Regions from separate parts of the Homo sapiens genome. Here region 1 is linked to region 2. Evidence: chromatin contacts called from ENCODE Hi-C or POLR2A ChIA-PET data. All regions are on one chromosome and are shown on one strand. Each heading gives the region's core, a stretch centred on a gene start or an enhancer-like site at or near the end of the contact. The rest is flanking DNA. Distances are from core to core; before and after follow the strand shown. Region 1 overlaps TTLL5 (tubulin tyrosine ligase like 5). Region 2 holds the start of TGFB3 (transforming growth factor beta 3).

What was found. Hi-C counts contacts between places; a loop is a spot of excess contacts on that map. ChIA-PET counts read pairs that join two places held with the same protein, here RNA polymerase II (POLR2A). Pooled maps may share reads with other maps.
Region 1: a loop to region 2 is called in a map of IMR-90, with 2.5 times the contacts of the local background. The contact joins the enhancer-like site here to the promoter of TGFB3 in region 2. A Hi-C loop is called at or near these places in 3 of 168 maps with a recorded cell type or tissue (Caco-2, IMR-90 and endothelial cell of umbilical vein), 2 of 37 single-sample maps with no recorded cell type and 15 of 50 pooled maps. POLR2A ChIA-PET finds 5 or more read pairs at or near these places in 10 of 52 experiments (A673, AG04450, GM12878 and 7 more).

The regions. Positions count from the first base shown.
Region 1 is chr14:75,866,044-75,870,285 of GRCh38, forward strand. The region is part of intron 29 of TTLL5 (tubulin tyrosine ligase like 5); the gene reads left to right. Among named protein-coding and RNA genes, the nearest start is that of TGFB3, 110 kb to the right of the region's middle. Within about 2 kb of position 2,753, at least 20 of the 41 ENCODE cell types and tissues checked have a DNase peak (open chromatin) inside an H3K27ac peak, as active enhancers do; they include A673, IMR-90, PC-9 and 2 more, where a contact is called at or near this core.
Region 2 is chr14:75,980,745-75,983,730 of GRCh38, forward strand. TGFB3 (transforming growth factor beta 3) reads right to left here and starts at 1,251. Exons shown (of 7, transcript NM_003239.5): 1 at 1-1,251. The coding sequence starts at 149. RefSeq lists silencers at 1,556-1,795, 1,926-2,045 and an enhancer at 1,826-1,885.

The DNA.
Region 1 (4,242 bases), core at 1,503-4,002, 110 kb before region 2:
GAGCTAAAGTAACTAAATTCCATTAGCTTCAAGAGTTTATAACTAATAAGATAACAAATAAGATATTAAATATTCTAACAGGAAGAATATGTAGAAACTTAGAGCACTTTATTTTAGAGGGTACTTAGAATCATTCCACAGTGGAAGCAAAGCCCTAGTAGATTTTATACCTTTGTAGCTTAGCTGTGCTAGATCTGACCATTATAATTATCACTAAATTGTTGATTGAAGCATGGTTTACATTCTCAGTATTCTGTATTTCTGTCCTGGGGTTACCCTTTAGATAGCAATGGTACTTTTCCAATGAACTCCTTGCACTTGGATTCATTTCTCTAAAGTGTAGGGAGCCATTGGTATAACTCACAGTGTGGTTAACTGCCTGTTTGAAAGCAGTAGATAGAATTGAAATCTGATTTACCTAGCATTCATCCATAAAAGAGGCCTGTTTATGGAATGCGATGTTAAAGGAGGCCTTATATTTATCTTATATCATATTATGTTTATGAACAGCATCTTTCACATAGTAATCTCCTAATAATGTCTGGGGAAAGTTCATGCAGCCTTTCTCTCATTGTGTACATAGGAAGTTCTCCATTCTTTTCGGCCTCCAGTCAGAACACTTAGATATCCAACTTATTGAAGGTGTTAATTTCTGCTTAAACTCTGATTCAGGATATGAGTTTGGAAATGGACATCTCTCAGTATTCATGGGGAATGAGCTTTGATCTTCATCTCAGTATAGCATTGCACTCATAAATGTAGCAATTGTCATATACTTAATCCACTCCTGCAAAAGACTGATCCTGTGACATGGGAGTGAGAGAGGAAAGTCACCCAGAGCCAGTGGCGGAAGTTTTCAGGAACAGAGATACAAGAAACTTGGCGTGATCCAGTCCATATGATAGAGAGCATAATAAACAAAATAAGACAAAATTGAAACAATGAGCTTTTACACACTGATGGTAAAAACAGCAGTTTGAAAAACATTGTTTTAAGTCAGAGCAGAGGTCAGCAAACTTTTTCTGTAAATAGCCAGATAGTAAATATTTTAGGCTTTGCAGGCCATAGCATCTCTGTTGCAACTACTCAGCTCTGCCATGGTAGAGTGAAAACAGCCATAAACAATATGTAAATGAATGAGTGTGGCGGTCTTTCAACAAAACTTTATGTACAAAAACAGGCAATGGGCTGGATTTGGCCTATAGGTCCTAGTGTGCAGACCCATAGACTAGAGTAACAGAACCATTTGAAGGGCTTGTTAAAACAATTGTTCCTCCATCCCATTTCTGATTCATTAGGTTTGGAATAACCTAATGAATAGGCAGAATCCTCCCTTTTTGTTTTAATAATAATAGCCACCACTTAAGCACTTGCTGTGTTCCAAGCACTATTCAGGGTTCTCTATACACATTAACTCATTTAAAAATGAATTTCAGGGCCGGGCGTGGTGGCTTATGCCTGTAATCCCAGCACTTTGGGAGGCCAAGGCAGGTGGATCACAAGGTCAGGAGTTCGAGACCAGCCTGACCAATATGGTGAAACCCCGTCTCTACTAAAAATACAAAAATTAGCCGGGCGTGGTGGCGCATGCCTATAATCCCAGCTACTCAGGAGGCTGAGGTAGGAGAATCACTTGAACCCGGGAGGCGGAGGTTGCAGTGAGCCAAGATCATGCCCCTCCACTGCAGCCTGAGTGACAGATTGAGACTGTCTCCAAAAAAAAAAAAAAAGCAAAAAAAAAATTTCAGGATGGTTGTGGGAAGTACTGAATCTCAAGAGTTAGGAATGATCAAACAAATCTGTTATATATTGATACAGCCCAATGCATGTCTTCTAATTCTGTCTTTCTTCTCCTGCTGTCTTCCTGCCCCTGAAGGAGAAGGCAAAAGAAAACTTTTCTTTCAGCTGAGTCGGGGACTTTCTTGGGTAACAGTGACTACTGGTGACATCAGCATGAGTAGCTCTCCATGCTGGGGTCTGTGAGGAGGGCTGCACCGGCTGTGAGGCCTGACTGACCTGATTCTAATTGCAGACATTGAGCTGATGTTATTCTTGGCGCAGGACAGAGCGATTACTCAGTAGTTTCTGTTAAAGTGATCCTTTGTTAAACTTCTGCTCCCAACCCACTCCCTGCTTCCTTCCCTCCCACTCTCTTCTCTGCCTCATCCACAGTGAAAAAGAGCCCCAAAAGCAGAAAAATTAAGGACATATTGATGGCCAACACAGAATTGCCGAAGTTTCCTTTAACAATCATGGGAGAAAGGAGAGATTTTAAATACATCTTAATTCTTCACTGGTTCCGGTCTCTTTCGAAACCCCTTCAATTTTTAGTAGACTTAATTTTCAACATTAGTAAATAACTCAAGGTAGGAGAAAACTGTGCGTCCTAAATTTCTCTCATCCTTCTGCCCCATCTGTTCTTTACTTTTCCCTTCCCACCATGTCCAAGTTTACCAAACTAATCTGGATTCAATAATCCTAGCAGAAACTAATGTTCCTATAACAGGCAGGACTGGCAGCAGCTCATTGTTCACATCAAGAGGTCTTTCAGTTTGCTGGTAACATCTTGAGTGCAGTGTGTAACAAGCTTTTTGCTAATGCTGTGTGTGTATATACACAATCCCACAGGTGTGGAAAGGATTCCCATATAAACCGAACCATGTCTTGTTATTTTGCTCCTAAAAGTTCATTGCACGTGTCTAAAAAAATTCTGCCTCCTCCTGCAGGAATGAATTCTGTTTCGCCAAGCCTTCAGCTGCTGTGTGTTTGTGTTGTGGAGGAGGGGAGGGGAAAGAAAGAGAAATTCAGCAGGCACCCTGTCTTTTTCCAAGCAGCTGGCAATAACATGCTAGCTCCTCAGCGTGGCACAAAGAGCAGGCAAACAGTCTAGCCATGCAGGAGGTGTCTTGATACATCTTTATAATGGCGTATCAGAGAGGAAGGTTGGACTGGGGACATGAGAGGGGAGGAGTGTGTGTGTGTGTGTGTGTGTGTGTGTGTGTGTGTGTGTGTGTGTGTGTTTAAGTTCCAGAGCATATTGACTCCGGAACTTAATGTCATAACCTATTGCTTCGTTGTTTTTTTGTTTGGTTGGTTCTTTTGTTCTATTTTATTTTCCCACTTGACTTTTAGCAGGAACTCATACTTAGTGTCTAGCTTTTAGTTATTATTGATTTTCCTAGGACCACTTGATTTAGTAGATTTTGCCAAGCCAAACTTTTATTCTTATTTAATGAAAATACATAGAAAATACATGAAATAATACTGCATTCGGTTGTTTTGGAAATAGGCCACTCTAGACAGGCTTTGGAGTCAGATAACCCACAGCTTAAGTCTTGGCCCTGTCTAGTCCGTGACTTAAGACAGGTTATTCAAACTTTTAAAACCTCATTTTCCTTATCTCTAATTTGAAGATGATGATATATACCTGTGTATTATCATGATTGTAGTTCTCAGGATGTGATATTGATATTACCATATGTCAAGCACCAAAGTGGCCATTTTTTTGTATTATCTCAGTGGATCTTTACAGCTGCCCTCTTATTAGCCTCATTTCACAGATGAAAAAGCATAGTATCAGTTAGATAACTTTCTCTGTGTCACATAAGTAATAAATGGTAGAACTGGGATTTGAACCCAGGTCTGTCAGCCTGCAGCATCCAAGCTCATGGCTATTATGCTATATGCTGCCTCCTGCTGCTAATAAGGCATTCAATAAACAGCAACTGTAAGTACTATTACATAAATTCTAACTTGCAATGTATACATTCAACAAGTATTTTTTTTTTTTTTTTGCGATGGAGTCTCACTCTGTTGACCAGTCTGGAGTACAGTGGCGCAATCTCAGCTCACTGCAACGTCTGCCTCCCGGGTTCAAGCGATTCCCCTGCCTCAGCCTCCTGAGTAGCTGGGACTACAGGCGCACACCACCACGCCAGGCTAATTTTTGTATTTTTAGTAGAGATGGGGTTTTCACCATAGTGGTGAGGACGGTCTTGAACTCCTGACCTTGTGATCCACCCACCTTCGCCTCCAAAAGTGCTGGGATTACAGGCGTGAGCCACCATACCCAGCCAACAAGTACTTACTGACTCCGATGAAACTATGTTTGAAAAGTTATTATCAGGTCTCTTCACCAGTCTCCTACTATTCATAAGCACCATCTCAAAAGAAAAGTTTTCCTGCACTTAGGCCTAGACGTCATCCCAATTACCTCAATCTTTTTTTTTTTTTTTTCCTTTT
Region 2 (2,986 bases), core at 1-2,500:
TTGCTCAAGATCTGTCCCCTAATGGCTTCCACCCTCTTCTTCTTGATGTGGCCGAAGTCCAAGGTGGTGCAAGTGGACAGAGAGAGGCTGACCGTGGCAAAGTTCAGCAGGGCCAGGACCACCAGAGCCCTTTGCAAGTGCATCTTCATGTGTGAGCTGGGAAGAGAGGCCAGGGGGACGGCAAGGCCTGGAGAGGAAGAGACCCCAGCAGACGTGCAGAAGGAGGGAGGAAAACCAGGCGGCCTCCCCAGATCCCAAAGACTGAGGCTTGGCAAGAAGGTGCATGAACTCACTGCACTGCGAGAGCTTCAGGACTTCCAGGAAGCGCTGGCAACCCTGAGGACGAAGAAGCGGACTGTGTGCCTTGTAGCGCTGGGATTCTTGTCCATGTGTCTAAACAGGTTTTGCTGGGCTCTGACTCCCAGCAGGCCAGGTGGAGGGCAAGCAGAGGGCTGGGAGGGGTGGCAAGGCAGCTGGGAGTGGGAAGGGAGCTGGAGTTTTTCCTTAGGTAAAAATAAATAGAGTGGATATCTGATATTGCCAAACGCCGCTTGGCGATGGGGAGAAAGTGGGTATTTTAAAGAAGAAGCAGAAGGACCATGGCTGGGTCCCAAAATCAAAATCCTTGCCTTGCCTTGAAAGAAAATAAGAAAAGAGAATGGAAAAGAAAAGGGAAAAAAAAGTAAAAAAAAAAAGATCACCAGTGAGTAGGTGGGGAGAAGCAGGGCCGGGCAGTTGCTGGCCCAGCTAAAGGTGGGGGCAGTACAGGACACACTTGTCTCTCAGGCACTCCATTCATGCTTTCTCTTTTGTTTACACTTCCTCGGGGGCTTTCTAAATGACTTTGTTCACGCTGCCTCTCGTCTTCATTGGCTGGGGTGTGGGGTTATATGCATTGGAAGGCAGGGAGGCAGGCCTCTGAGCGCAGCAGCCCCAATCATCCACTCAGACGCCCAGGGTCACCAGCACCTCGGCTTGTCTTCTGCCTCGGCCATTGCTTCTGTCCCCTGCTTCTCTTTAAAAAATAAAAAGGAGAAAAAAATAAAATAAAATAGAAGCCAGTTCACGGCACGCCTGCTCCGGAAAGCTGTTATTCCTTCTCTCGCACGCCTCTTCCCCTGTCTCTGCCTCTCTCGCTCATTCCCTTGGACTTGACTCTCTGCTTCCCTCCCTTTCTCTCTCTCCCTCTCCCTCTCCCTCTCGCTCCTCTCCCTCTCTCTCTCACACACACACACATGCACACACACTGCTTTCTCTATTTCTCTCTGCTGAAATTTTATACCTCCCTCCCATGACGTCTCTGGCCTGGGGTGGGGGAGGGAGGGACCAGCGCACGCAGCCTCTTTTGCTGCACGATGTTAATGTTTTAAACAGGCACAGGAAAAGCCGAGCCCTTTTGAAAAATACTTTGCGAGTCCTCTCGTTCGACGTGGTAGCTGAACTTTTTTTCCCCTCTTGGAATCACTCCTGCCACACGTTGGCTGTTTTTCTGGAAAGTTACTCCGATGAGCCCCCTCCCTCCCTTTCCCCCAGCCCCGGCGCCCTCTCGCCAGCTGTCAGTCCGCGCCGTCCGCGGCCCGCGTCTACTCTCCCTCCTGGTCCCCCGGTCCCGGGGCCGCCCGCGGGCCAGGCCCAACCCGGGGCAGGGTCCGCAGAGGGCGCGGGACCCGGTAGGGGCGGCCATGCCAGCCTCGCAGAGGGGACTCCCAGCCTGCGAGCCGGGTCGGAGGGTCGGCGTCCGCTCCGCGGCGATCCTGGCCCGATTCTTCATTGACAAGATCGGAGTCGGGAGGCGGGCAGAAGCCTGGAGACGCTCCAGGGGCAGTGAAAAATGGTGGCGTTTTCCGGAAGATCGAGGGTGCCCTCTGGCGAGGCGAGGCCGCCAGTGAAGGAGCTCGGCTGGTCGGGAGCCGGGGAGGCTCGGGGGCTGGGGGCTGCGGGGTGGGGGCTGAGGGGCGGGAGAAGGGGCTGCGGTAGAGAGCGAGAAAAACAAGACCCAGGCCCCGAGGAATCGCCTCCCTCCCGGCCCGACGTGCGCACGAGCGCACCTCTCCCTCCCCGACCGCCGCTCCGGAGCCGCTCTCGCAGAAATGTCATCCAGATGTTCAGCCTCCCTCCCCGCCGAGGTCTCCGCAGGGAGCTGCGCCAGCGAGCGCGAAGTCAGCAGTTGGCCCGAGCCCATTTCCCAGATGGGTGAGGGGAAGTCGGCTCTGTGCTTTCGCTCCTCTTCTCGGCCCGAACCTCTAGGCCTTTTCCCACGAGCAGCCAAGGGAGGGTAGGGCACGTGGCTCCCCGCACCCCGCAACACAGGGCTTGCCTCTGAACTGAACTTTCCTGAGAGTGAGTGCCGCTCCCACCCCATCTCACTCCAGCCTTCCTGGACCCTTTCTGAGAGGTCTGGCTTCCAGGCCACTAACTGAAGGGGCTGTTCTCTGTATCCCAGCACAGCGGTGGGTCACTTTACGGATGAGGAAACTGAGGCATAGAGTTTTTTGTTTTTTTTTTTACAGACCACACTGCTTGTGAGTGATGGAGGCGATATTTTACACAGGCTATCTAGCTTGGGTAGGCATTACTTTCATTTGCAAAACCAATGGGAAACCTAGGGGTAGAAACTTTAAAAGTAACTTGCCCAAGGTCACATAGTTATTAGGTGTCAGCTGTTGGGATTTGGACCCAGGACGTTGCCAGATTCTGGACTTAATTACTATGCTATACTGCCTCTGAAATTTCAGAAAAAGTTTAATGTTTACTATATACCAGGCACTATTCTAGGCTCTGTGAAGAATATCAGTGAACGAAACAAAACTCCTGCCCTCAGGGAAATTTTATTTTAGAGGCAGGGGTGGGGCAGTGGAGGAGGCGATAAACTAAATAAATATGTAAATGATGTAGTACGGTAAAAAGTGCTGAGCCAGGTGCAGTGGCTCACGCCTGTAATCCCAGCATTTGGGGAGGCCCATGCAGGAGGATTACTTGAGCTCAG